Linked DNA regions of Homo sapiens: all the other regions are linked to region 2. The links are chromatin contacts, found by Hi-C or POLR2A ChIA-PET in ENCODE. All regions are on one chromosome and are shown on one strand. The core of a region is the stretch at or near the end of the contact, and the rest is flanking DNA. Distances in the headings are between cores, read along the strand shown.

The links. A loop is a pair of places that touch in the nucleus more often than their neighbours do. ChIA-PET counts read pairs that join two places held with the same protein, here RNA polymerase II (POLR2A). Pooled maps may share reads with other maps.
Region 1: a loop to region 2 is called in a pooled map, with 2.4 times the contacts of the local background. The contact joins two enhancer-like sites. A Hi-C loop is called at or near these places in 1 of 37 single-sample maps with no recorded cell type and 13 of 50 pooled maps. POLR2A ChIA-PET finds 5 or more read pairs at or near these places in 9 of 52 experiments (H1, MCF 10A, OCI-LY7 and 5 more).
Region 3: a loop to region 2 is called in a map of upper lobe of right lung, with 2.9 times the contacts of the local background. The contact joins two enhancer-like sites. A Hi-C loop is called at or near these places in 1 of 168 maps with a recorded cell type or tissue (upper lobe of right lung) and 1 of 37 single-sample maps with no recorded cell type. POLR2A ChIA-PET finds 5 or more read pairs at or near these places in 1 of 52 experiments (GM12878).

What each region holds. Positions count from the first base shown.
Region 1 is chr2:9,605,716-9,609,273 of GRCh38, reverse strand. All of the region lies in intron 2 of YWHAQ (tyrosine 3-monooxygenase/tryptophan 5-monooxygenase activation protein theta), which reads left to right. Among named protein-coding and RNA genes, the nearest start is that of YWHAQ, 24 kb to the left of the region's middle. RefSeq lists enhancers at 1,059-1,108, 1,229-1,328, 1,379-1,458. Within about 2 kb of position 1,318, at least 30 of the 41 ENCODE cell types and tissues checked have a DNase peak (open chromatin) inside an H3K27ac peak, as active enhancers do.
Region 2 is chr2:9,756,141-9,759,831 of GRCh38, reverse strand. It overlaps LOC100996549 (a long non-coding RNA gene), which reads left to right. Exons shown (of 3, transcript XR_241267.4): 3 at 533-1,242. Among named protein-coding and RNA genes, the nearest start is that of TAF1B, 85 kb to the left of the region's middle. RefSeq lists enhancers at 2,072-2,594, 2,595-3,117. Within about 2 kb of position 1,816, at least 10 of the 41 ENCODE cell types and tissues checked have a DNase peak (open chromatin) inside an H3K27ac peak, as active enhancers do.
Region 3 is chr2:9,537,235-9,540,883 of GRCh38, reverse strand. The region is part of intron 2 of ADAM17 (ADAM metallopeptidase domain 17); the gene reads left to right. Among named protein-coding and RNA genes, the nearest start is that of ADAM17, 17 kb to the left of the region's middle. Within about 2 kb of position 1,488, at least 14 of the 41 ENCODE cell types and tissues checked have a DNase peak (open chromatin) inside an H3K27ac peak, as active enhancers do.

The DNA of each region.
Region 1 (3,558 bases), core at 69-2,568, 150 kb after region 2:
TCCCACCTCCAAGCTGCCTTTTAAAATTCACTGTATATATGGTTCATTTCTCCTGGCTTCTGTTTTTCTTTTAAAATCTTTTTGATTGTTTTAGTCAGGAAAAATTTCAAACTTAGGTAGAGGTGAAGAAAATCCTGTAGTAACCCTATGTATCCAGCCTCAACATCTTTAAAAGATTATTTAATTATTTTCAGCATATTTATGTTTTATTATACACAGTTTTAAAGCTCTTGGGAACTGACTATCCTGTTTGTGTCTGCTGACGCCTCATGATAGAGAATCCGTCCCTTGAGTATTTTTGTTATTTTTGTTTGTTTGTTTGTTTGTTTGTTTGATTTGGAGTCTTGCTCTGTTGCTCAGGCTGGAGTGCAGTGGTACAATCTCAGCTCACTGCAAACCTGTACCTCCTGGGTTCAAGTGATCTTCCTGCCTCAGCCTCCTGAGTAGCTGGGATTACAGGCACCCGCCAACACGCCTGGCTAATTTTTGTAGGGACGGGGTTTCGCCATGTTGGCCAGGCTGGTTTCGAACTCCTGACCTCAAGTGATCCACCCACCTCGGCCTCCCAAAATGTTGGGATTACAGGCGTGAGCCATCGCACCCAGCCTGTTATTTTTAATAGCGTGGATGTTGCTTTTTTTTATGGCACTTGTGTGTACCTTAGATTGTGAGAATCTCTCTGTTTACACAGTAGTTTTGATTATTTGTGCTGGGCACACTGTGCTCCAGCCCATTTTTAACATTTTCAGCTTGTGTTTTCATACATCATGCATGAAATAAACGTTTGACTAGCACCTGCACAGAAGAACATAGGTTCGAGTTTCTGCTTTTTATGGGAGACTGCACCCCCAAAAACCCAGGAAGTAGATTTCTGGCTACTTCTCAGCGATGACAAAGTTTTTCTAGGGTCCTCACCCTCCTCCACACTGTTGTTGTGTTGTAAACTTTCACTTATTGCTGTAGCTTTCTTTCCTCCTATCTAGCGCCTCGATGTATTTCCCCTCTTTTCTTTGAAGCTCTACTGTATGTTTTTTCTATTTTTATTTAAAGTATTTCTACTTAGCATTTAGATTATTTTTAGTAGAAGAGGGAGGTATTCTCCGTAAGCTCAGTCTCACTGTGTTGCCGGAACCAGAAAGTCATGTTTCTGTGAATCTATTTTAAGGTTGTGAGTCACACATTTCTTAAGTACTCCATACTGAAAGTGAATGCAGTGTGTTTTAATCTGATATACTGCTCTTTATTGCTCTAAAATTAGTAACATTTGGCCAGGCTCGGTGGCTCACGCCTGTAATACCAGCACTTTGGGAGGCTGAGGTGGGCGGATTACGTCAGGAGTTCGAGACCAGCCTGGCTGACATGGCGAAAACCCCGTCTCTACTAAAAATACAAGAAATAGCCAGGCGTGGTAGCTGGTACCTGTAGTCCCAGCTACTTGGGAGGCTGAGGCAGGAGAATTGCTTGAACCCAGGAGGCAGAGGTTGCAGTGAGCCGAGATTATGCCACTGCACTCCAGCCTGGGTGACAGACTGAGACTCTGTCTCAAAAAAAAAAAAAAAAAAGAGGAAGAATTTAGTAACCTTTAAAATGTGTTACCATTTCATATGGTCAGGTAGACAATAAACACAAATTCAGACTTGCATTTCAACTAAAAGTCTCCTCTTTGTCTATTTTATTTGTGCTGAAATCACAGTCATATTCACTTGCGTTTCTCATGTCGGTCAGAAGTGTTGGTACTGTTTTATCTGATTTAATGTAATAGAAAAATGCCAGGTACGATGGCTCACGCCTGTAATCCTAGCACTTTGGGAAGCCGAGGGGGGTGGATCACGAGGTCAGGAGTTCGAGATTAGCCTAGCCAGCATGGTGAAATTCAGTCTACTAAAAATACAAAAAAAAAAAAAATTAGCTGGGCATGGTGGTATGTGCCTGTTAGTCCCAGCTACTCGAGCGGCTGAGGCAGGAGAATCACTTGAACCTGGGAGGTGGACGTTGCAGTGAGCCGAGATCACACCACTGCACTCCAGCCTGGGCAACAGAGCAAAACCCTGTCTCAAAAAAAAAAAGAAAAAAAAAAGTAATAGAAAAATATTAGGCCAGGCGTGTGGCTCACGCCTGTAATCCCAGCACTTTGGAAGGCCAAGATGGGCGGATCACAGGTCAGGAGTTCGAGACCAGCATGACCAACATGGTGAAACCCCATCTCTACTAAAATACAAAAATTAGCCGGGTATGGTGTCGCGCACGTGTAATCCCAGCTACTTGGGAGGCTGAGGCGGGAGAATCGCTTGAACCCGGGAGGTGGAGGTTGCAGTGAGCCAAGATTATGCTACTGCACTGCAGCCTGGGCGACAGAGTGAGACTCTGTCTCAAAAAAAAAAAAAAGAAAAATATTAAATGCAGTTGTGTTGCCAGACAGGCTGTTTACATATAGTTTCATCTGAGAGACAGCTAAAAAATGAACTAATTAGTATATAGAGTTCCTACAAAGCAGTAAGGAAAAACTCATTAGGAAAAGGGCAAAGGATATACACTCACCAACATGGTGAAACCCCTTCTCTAGTAAAAATACAGAAATTAGCCCAGTGTGGCGGCATGTGCCTGTAATCCCAGCTACTCAGGAGGCTGAGGCAGGATAATGGCGTGAACCTGAGTGGCGGAGGTTGCAGTGAGCCGATATCACACCACTGCACTCCAGGCTGGGCAACAGAGCGAGACTCCGTCTCAAAAAATATACACACACACACACAGACAGATGTTCACCTGCATTTATGATAAGGAAAAATGCTAATAAAACTGTAGTAAGGTATTTTTCACCCATTAGATTGGAAAAGGTTTTTTATTTTTATTTTTATTTTTATTTTTATTTTAGTAGAGACGGGGTTTCACCGTGTTTCCCAGGCTGGTCACAAACTCCTGAGCTCAGGCAGTCTGCCTGCCTTGGCCTCCCAAAGTGCTGGGATTACAGGCATGAGCCACCAAGCCTGGCCGGAAAAGGTGTTTAAAGTTTGTTACACACTGGGTTCAGAAAGATGTTGAGAAATGGGAACATTTATGCATTGCTAGTGGGAGTATAAATTGAAATTAACTCCAGGAAGGACAGTTTAACAATTTATCTTGTGGATCAAGTGTACATTTGGTGCATAGTTGGAAATACCAAGATTGGAAGCAGCTTAAGTGTTCCTCAGAGGAAGCTAAATAAATAATTAGGGTGCCCATACAGTAGAATACTGTACATATAGTGTTATATATAGAATGAGGCAGCTATTAAATATATGGACATGGAATTATCTCAGAGCGCTTACTAAATGGAAAAGCTAAGGTGTAGAATAATGTGTAGTGTGCTAACATGAGGGAGAGGGGAACATACATAGATTTTAAATGTTTTGAATCCTTAAAAGAATGTACAAGAGGCTGGGCGCGGTGGCTCAAGCCTGTAATCGCAGCATTTTGGGAGGCCACAGCGGGCAGATCACTTGAGTCAGGAGTTGGAGACCAGCCTGGCCAACATGGTGAAAACCCCCCTCTACCAAAAAAAAAAAAAAATTAGCCGGTCAT
Region 2 (3,691 bases), core at 567-3,066:
GTGATAAGTAAATAAGAGTCATTAAACATCAAATGCAATTTAAGTGCTCCGGAAGGCATGCTCCTGGGTTTCAAAACCTCTGTGGATGTAAAGAACCCCCTAGAATAGGAGTTGGACAGTCCTGGGCTCCTGGTCAACTCCCACACTCAGTCCTTAAGGTGGAGGTCACATTGTGCTCCCTCACAGGTGGTCCAATGAGACCATGTGGGTGGAAGCACTTTGTAAACATAGGGGCTCAACAAATGCTAAATGTCACTCATGAAATTGCATCCTAAAGCAAATAAATAAGCACACTTCTTTTGTCTAAATAGCTATGTGTAGCCTTGGAGTTCTGGCTAGGGAGTCACCCAACCCCTGGTTTTGCCCCTTGTGGCAACATCTGAGATGCTGGATACAAAGTTGGATACAAAGCAGGGTGGGGTCTGTTCTGTAAAGAGCTACAGGCAGCTGAGGGCTCAGAACGGTGGACACTGTTGGAGAGACCAGAGAGGTGAAGTGAGGAGACTCCCTTCCTTCTTTCTTTCTTTTCCAGAACCCACATTGACCAGAGACTTTGCAGCCAGCTCACCCCTCCAAATCCCCGCCCTGGAGTCCCTGACCCAGGAATTTCTGCATCAGGCTGCTCAAACCTGAATTTGACAAAATTTCAAAGCGCTGTATCTTTATGTTGATAAGACAACGGATAAAGTGCCATACTTGGAACCTAGATCACTCAATGTTGCCTGTAGCTGAGTCCACTTCTGTCACTCACCCTGCATTGCCCTGCCAGGAGCAAGGGAGAGAAAGCCAGCCAGAAGGCATGGGCATGGGCTCAAATCTGGCTTCTCCTGTGGCCACTGTGAAAGTTGATCATACAAAGGTCACTGTTGTCATAGCCAAGCAGAGTTATGAGACCACAGGAAAAAGCACTTGGACCACGTAACATTGCTCCAAGAGTATAACTGTCTCCAACCCTGGCTGCTGGAACAAGTGTTGCAACCTGAAACCGGTTTGATCTAATAGCTACAGAAACAACCTGCGGAAATCTAAGACTAGTTTCACCCACTCACCAATCAGAGCTTGCCGGATCCCCAAAACGTTGCTAGTGCTAATGAACTTGCTTTCCTAACAATCCATAACATTTCTCATTTTTATGAAACCTACAACCTTCTCTTTGCTCTTTGGACATACTGAAGACCACCCAGTCTGTGTGTATGCCCCAAACTGAAATTCTTGCTCCCCAAATAAAACATTTTAAACTTAGAGATTTGTCTGTATATTTTATTTGACTTTGACAGCACCAGGGGCTCCGGCACAAATCTCCTCCTTCAAGCCCTTTTCTACACAGTCCCGTGGGTCTACCCTGAAAGAAGCCTGATGACGGCTCAAAGACACAATGTTACTGGGAGGTAAATTCAGGATTACTTGACCGAATGGCCCACCCGAGGTCACGGAGGCTGCTGGAGGAACAGAAAATGGTCTTCACCAAGTGAAGCATTGTCGGTCTTGGCCTGTGTCTGGCTGGAGAATGTTAAAATTCTGGGGACACAACAGAAAAGGCACAGTTGTGGGGACCAGGCCAATGTCAGCGTGAGAACTGGCTCCATCCCCCTCCCATGAACCAGCTCTGCGGCCAAGGCAGGTCTGCATTTCCTGGTCTGTGACACGGAGTCAGTAACATTGCCTACTTCCCGGGGCTATTTCCAGAGAAGTGAGGGAATGGGTGTGGAACGCCTGCCATCTGCGGAGCCCCGCATGAAACGTCTCTGTCTTTCCAGCCAGCCCTGAGCCAGGGAAGGGACTGGAAGCACAGCGGGTGGCTGAGGCGGGCTTTCGGCAGCTTACCCCCAGCCTTGCCCCTCCCCGCCTGCTGAAACACAATCTATGGTTGTCGCCTTCCTGGAGATGTTAGCCGCCCCCTCCAGAGGTGGTTCCAAATCTATTTCTCATTTGGCTGATTTAGGAGAGGCTGCGAATCGGTCGCTATGGTTTCTTTATTTTCTCCTGACAGCTTAGGAATCATTTTTCCAATTATTCCCAGGGGAGGAAAAAGAAGTGGAGGAAGCCAGTGTTTGGAATGAGGGGAAGCTCACGGATCTGAAATGCAACCTCTTCTGCAGGAGACCCGGCACAGCTACCGGGACCCATCACCTCCCTGTAGGAACCCCGCCCAGCCCCCTCCAGCCAGCCCTGCGTGGTTGTGGCCCCACTGCAGAAACGCCTCCGCTTAACACTCCAGCCTCTCTTCTATTCGGTCAGGCCACAGCTGCTGACTTTGTGCCTGCTGTAGCAACCCCGAGCCCCCAAATAAACCCTCCCTCCCAGGGTGGCCTCTCTACGGGGGGAGACAGACGGTGACCAAAAGCTATCAGTTAAATGCACAAACAGGACTTAGAGGGTGGAAAGTGACAAGAAGAGAAATATGGCAGGAAAAAGGGGTGGGGGTGAAATTTTACACAGAGCCATGGGGAAGGCTGCTGAGGAGGACCTGCAGGAGTGGGGGGCTCCCAGACAGGAACTGTGGCCCACTGCACGGATATGGGCAAGTTTGGAAGGGAATGAGCCACTCCAAGCCTCAGCCTTGGCCAGCCATTCTCAGGTCCAGGCAGGAAAGATGCCAGCAGTCCCACATCAGCTGAGGTGTTCAAACACAGTGGTGTCCCCTAAGCAGGGAGACTGCAGAGGGGATTCAAGCCCTGGGCAGGGGGCTAAAGTAGGCCAATCCTGGTTCTGCAACTGTCCCTGGCCCAGCAGCTTGTTGGCTGTGTAGCGTCTCAGGCACTCCCTAAAGGTCAAGGAGTCTTGGCCGAGACTTCGGCTCACCCCAGCCCAGCTTCTGCTCCTGGCCGGGAATGGTGTTTCCTAACCACACGTCCATGGAGCAGGAAGGTACGCCTCCACCCGCTCCCATTCCTTCTCCACAGCTTGCCACAGGGCAGTGCTGGGTTTAGTTCCTCTCCTTATTTAGAGCTGGGGCGTATCAGGTGTGCAGCTGGACAGGTACCAGCCAAGGCAGAGAATGCAAGTCAGCCACGGGTGGCATGTCGGGAAGCACCAGAAGGTGCCAACTTTGGCATCCAGGGCCTTCCTGGACCTGCTGAAATTTGGTCTAAATGTGCTCTTGTACCCGTGTGGAAGGGCTCAGTGCAGCCTGGGTCTGGGATTTCAGGGAGCAGAGTATGATTCTGGATGGGTGATTTAGCCGCAAGTGAGAGTTTTTACTGAGCCCAGCAATGGGCAGAGCATGGTTCTGGGGGTGGCTGGCTTGGGGGCGACACAGACAGGTAAACCAGTTGTCCGTGTGAGTGGAGGGGGCAGAAGTTGATAAGAGCAGGGAGTGACGGGCAGGGGGGTCTGGGAGCTCATTTCTCATAATTAGGTGTTTTCATGGTAGCTTTGTGCTGCCGCCGACAGAACCCCTTGTTGGGATGAACTTGTAGTGGGATGATATTTTAATCTCCCATATTCTGTTAGTTTGCCAGAGCTGCCCTAACAAAGTACCACAAACTAGGTGGCTTGAAACAATAGAAATTCACTGCCTTGCAGTTCTGCAAGCCAAAAGTCTCTGATCAAGGTGTGAGCAGGGATGGTTCCTGCTGGGGCTGTGACGGAGACTCTATTCCAGGCCTCCCCAGCTCTGGGTGGTTTTCTGGCCACCTTTGGCATTCCTGGGCTTCTAGACACGTCACCTCAATCTCTGCCTTCGTGTCCA
Region 3 (3,649 bases), core at 239-2,738, 220 kb after region 2:
ATCAGCCTTTAACTGTCACCCCTCTAAAGGGCATGGCATTTTATAGTTGTTTTGATTTTCATTTTGTGTGACATTGAGCATCTTTTTATATATTTGTAAGTAATTTGTTTTATATTTCTGTAAACTGCCTTTTTATCTCTTTTGACTATTTTTCTATTGAATTTGTCTTTCTAACTACTGAATTGTAGCAGTGCTTAGTATATTAAGGAGATTGGTTCATTGTCATGTGGTTATTTTAGGCAAATTTTTAATGCAAATTAATTTTTCCTAGCTATTGCAATTATCCTTAGGTTATTTTTTAATGACTTCTTTTTATTCGATTTTATGTCAGAATATTATAGTATTGGTTATTAGCTTTCAACTTACACCAAATTTGAGCAGATTGGTAATATTAATAGCTACAGTTAATCAGGTACTTATTTTCTGTAATTTACTGGCATTTTACATAAGTTATCTCTAAAAGTGATTCCTTTTTTGAAGGAACAAAAAAAAAAAAATTAAGGCTTAGACAGCTTAGTAACTTGCCCAAGATTACTCAGCTAGTAAATGACAGATACAAGATTTGAACAAAGGTTGGACTCCAAAACTTGTGTTATTTCTGCTATACTGGTGGAGAGTTTGGTGAAGAAGTGGATATAGTAGCAAGAAATAAGTAGGAGCGAAGGAAGAGTGAGGAAACTATAAAATGAAAAGAACTCAAAGTTTAGCTTTTTGGGTTTCTTTGGATTTGAAGTGGCCTGTAGAATCCGTATTCTAGAGGCAAAAACTTCCATAGCCTTACATATTTCTCTTTCAAGTTTCGTAGATGACATTGATTCCCTAAGAAAATATTAAATCGTAGCCACTTGTTATCTTTTCTCTGTGTAAGAAAGCAGGGAAGTATGTAATTTATTTTACAAAGTTTCCATACTAAATATTTAATGGGAAATTTATCTAACAGTCTATGGAATTTTATACCAGGTGTTTTAAAATAGGTTATTTCCTTTAATCCCCAAAACCGTTCAGTTATTAGGTGATATTATTTCCATTTGTAGATAAATACTTAGGATTCAAAGATTGAGGCCAAGGTCGGACAGTGAGTAAATGAAAGTAGGACTTAAGCCAAGTTTGTCAGACTCCAAAGCCCATACCCTTTCTTTTCTATCATATTGCGTCATTAAAGTTTAAAACAAGAACAAAAACAAAGATAGCTGAAGTAATCAGTTTGTATCAGGGCTGAATTAACTCTATGAAACCCCTCATTACTTGATGGTAAATGAGAAGATTCCGTTTTTCGATAGCAGTGGAAGGCAAAGTAATTTAAACCAAGATCATTGCATTAAATTTGGATGTAACTATTAGAGGTTGAAAAAGCATAGAAACACTGAGAGGTTGTATGAAGAGTTGAAGTAACTTAAGAAAAAAAGAAACTTGTTTAAAATTTGCCTTACAAGTTTCATTTCCTTTTTGTTATAAATCAAGAAATTATCAGCTAGGCGTGGTGACTCACACATGTAATCCCAGCACTTTGGGAGGCCGAGCTGGATGGATCATGAGGTCATGAGGTCAGGAGATCGAGACCATCCTGGCTAACACGGTGAAACCCCGTCTCTACTAAAAATACAAAAAATTAGCCAGGCGTGGTAGCAGGCGCCTGTAGTCCCAGCTATTTGGGAGGCTGAGGCAGGGGAATGGCGTGAACCCAGGAGGTGGAGCTTGCAGTTAGCCGAGATTGCGCCACTGCACTCCAGCCTGGGCGACAGAGTGAGACTCCGTCTCAAAAAAAAAAAAAAATCAAGAAATTATCTTATTTTTAAATAACGAAAAAGCTGCGGAGTATATACTGTTTTGATACTTTTTTGATGTTGCCTGAATTTTTTTGGAAAAAGTTAAATGTTTCTCCTAAAAGTGAAATATATCAGATTACTTGAGAAGGTCTAGAACTGATAAAGAAATGAAAGTGATATACCTGACTAAATGGACCATTAAAAATGGTTAGGGTAATAATGTTAATTCAAACTGGTTAGCTGGTCTTTAGTTACTGTAAATTCTTAAGTCAAAAGTCAGAAAGATAAAACGTTAAAGAAATCTGTAAGAAAATGACTTCACATAATTTTGGGAGGATAAAGTAAAAGAAATTTTGACATTCTGTTGGACGTTTTATAACTCAAAAGCTAATATTGGAAAATCAAAAAACATGAATTTTATAATCGCTTGGTCTTTATCTTTAGAAAAGATTCTTAATGTAGCAAATGAAAAATGCAATTCCACTGATTTCTTTCTGAAAAGAACATTAAGTAATGTTGCAACTCTTAGCTTTAAAACAAAATAATAAGACATTTATAATAAGTATGCTTTTGAAAGTTCTCAGCATAACTGGAGGGAAAAATCATAACTGAGAATGTGTGGGAAGATATGTTTTAGGATAGCAGAAGAAAATGTTCCAAGGATTTACGAAATAATGTTCTATTGTCTTTTCCCTTTGACCATTAAAAAACCACAAGCAAACTAAAATTACCTTGTTATGCTCAAAAAGTTAAAAATATTTGTTGCCATGGAGATAGTCCCAGTCTAGATTTCTTTCCGGTAGTTTAAAGACTTTTGCAATCCCATGGGGAAGTAATATATTTTCAGTACAACAGCTGACAAAATTTGTTTCTGTGGGTGAGATGAATAATATACCTTTCTTTGTCTTTGGTGTTCATGGACACATTGAAAGACTATAAATAATACTTGAGAAAGTCTTGCTCACCACTCCTAGTTTTCATGTAAGGATGGAAAGTCATAGAAAACAAAAAGAATAGTAAGCCAATTAAAGAACTGGACTGAAACTCAACAAAAAGAATAGTAAGCCCACTAAAGAACTGAAGTGTATACCCCCTCCCCTCTCCTCCCCTCCCTTCCCCTCCCCTCCCTTCCCCTCCCTTCCCCTTCCCTTCCCCTCTCTTCCCCCTCCCCTTCCCCTCTCCTCCCCCTCTCCTCCCCTCTCCTCCCCCTCTCCTCCCCTCCCCTCCCCTCCCCTCCCCTCTTTTCCTGTCTTCTGGTGCCAATGGAGTCTATATTCTAATGTCTGTCTTAGATACCTTGTATTTATTTTCCTAACTGTAATTGTGGGTTACTTTTTTGCAAGATATGTTGTTTTGAGGAGGAAAAAAAGCACGAGTACTTTTTTTTTTTCTTATTTTGAGCGGGAGTCTCGCGCTGTCAACCAGGCTGGCGATCTCGGCTCACAGCAGGCTCCGCCTCCCGGGTTCACTCCATTCTCCTGCCTCAGCCTCCCAAGTAGCTGGGACTATAGGCACCCGCCACCATGCCTGGCTAATTTTTGTATTTTTAGTAGAGATGGGGTTTCGCTGTGTTAGCCAGGATGGTCTCGATCTCCTGACCTCGTGATCCGCCCAGCTCAACCTCCCAAAGTGCTGGGATTACAGGCGTGAGCCACTACGCACGGCCGCATGAGTACTTTTAAATATAGAAAGCAGCATTTATTAATTTTGCACAGCAATAAGAATTTTCTCATAGTCCACCCAGCTTGATAGAGACAGCATAGTACAGGGTTTTGAAATAAACCAGGTTTATTTCCCAGTTTCACCATTTACTAGCTGTGTAACTTTGAGTAGGTTGATTAGCTTCCAAGCCTCAATTTGTACTTGTGTGAAGTGGGGATAAT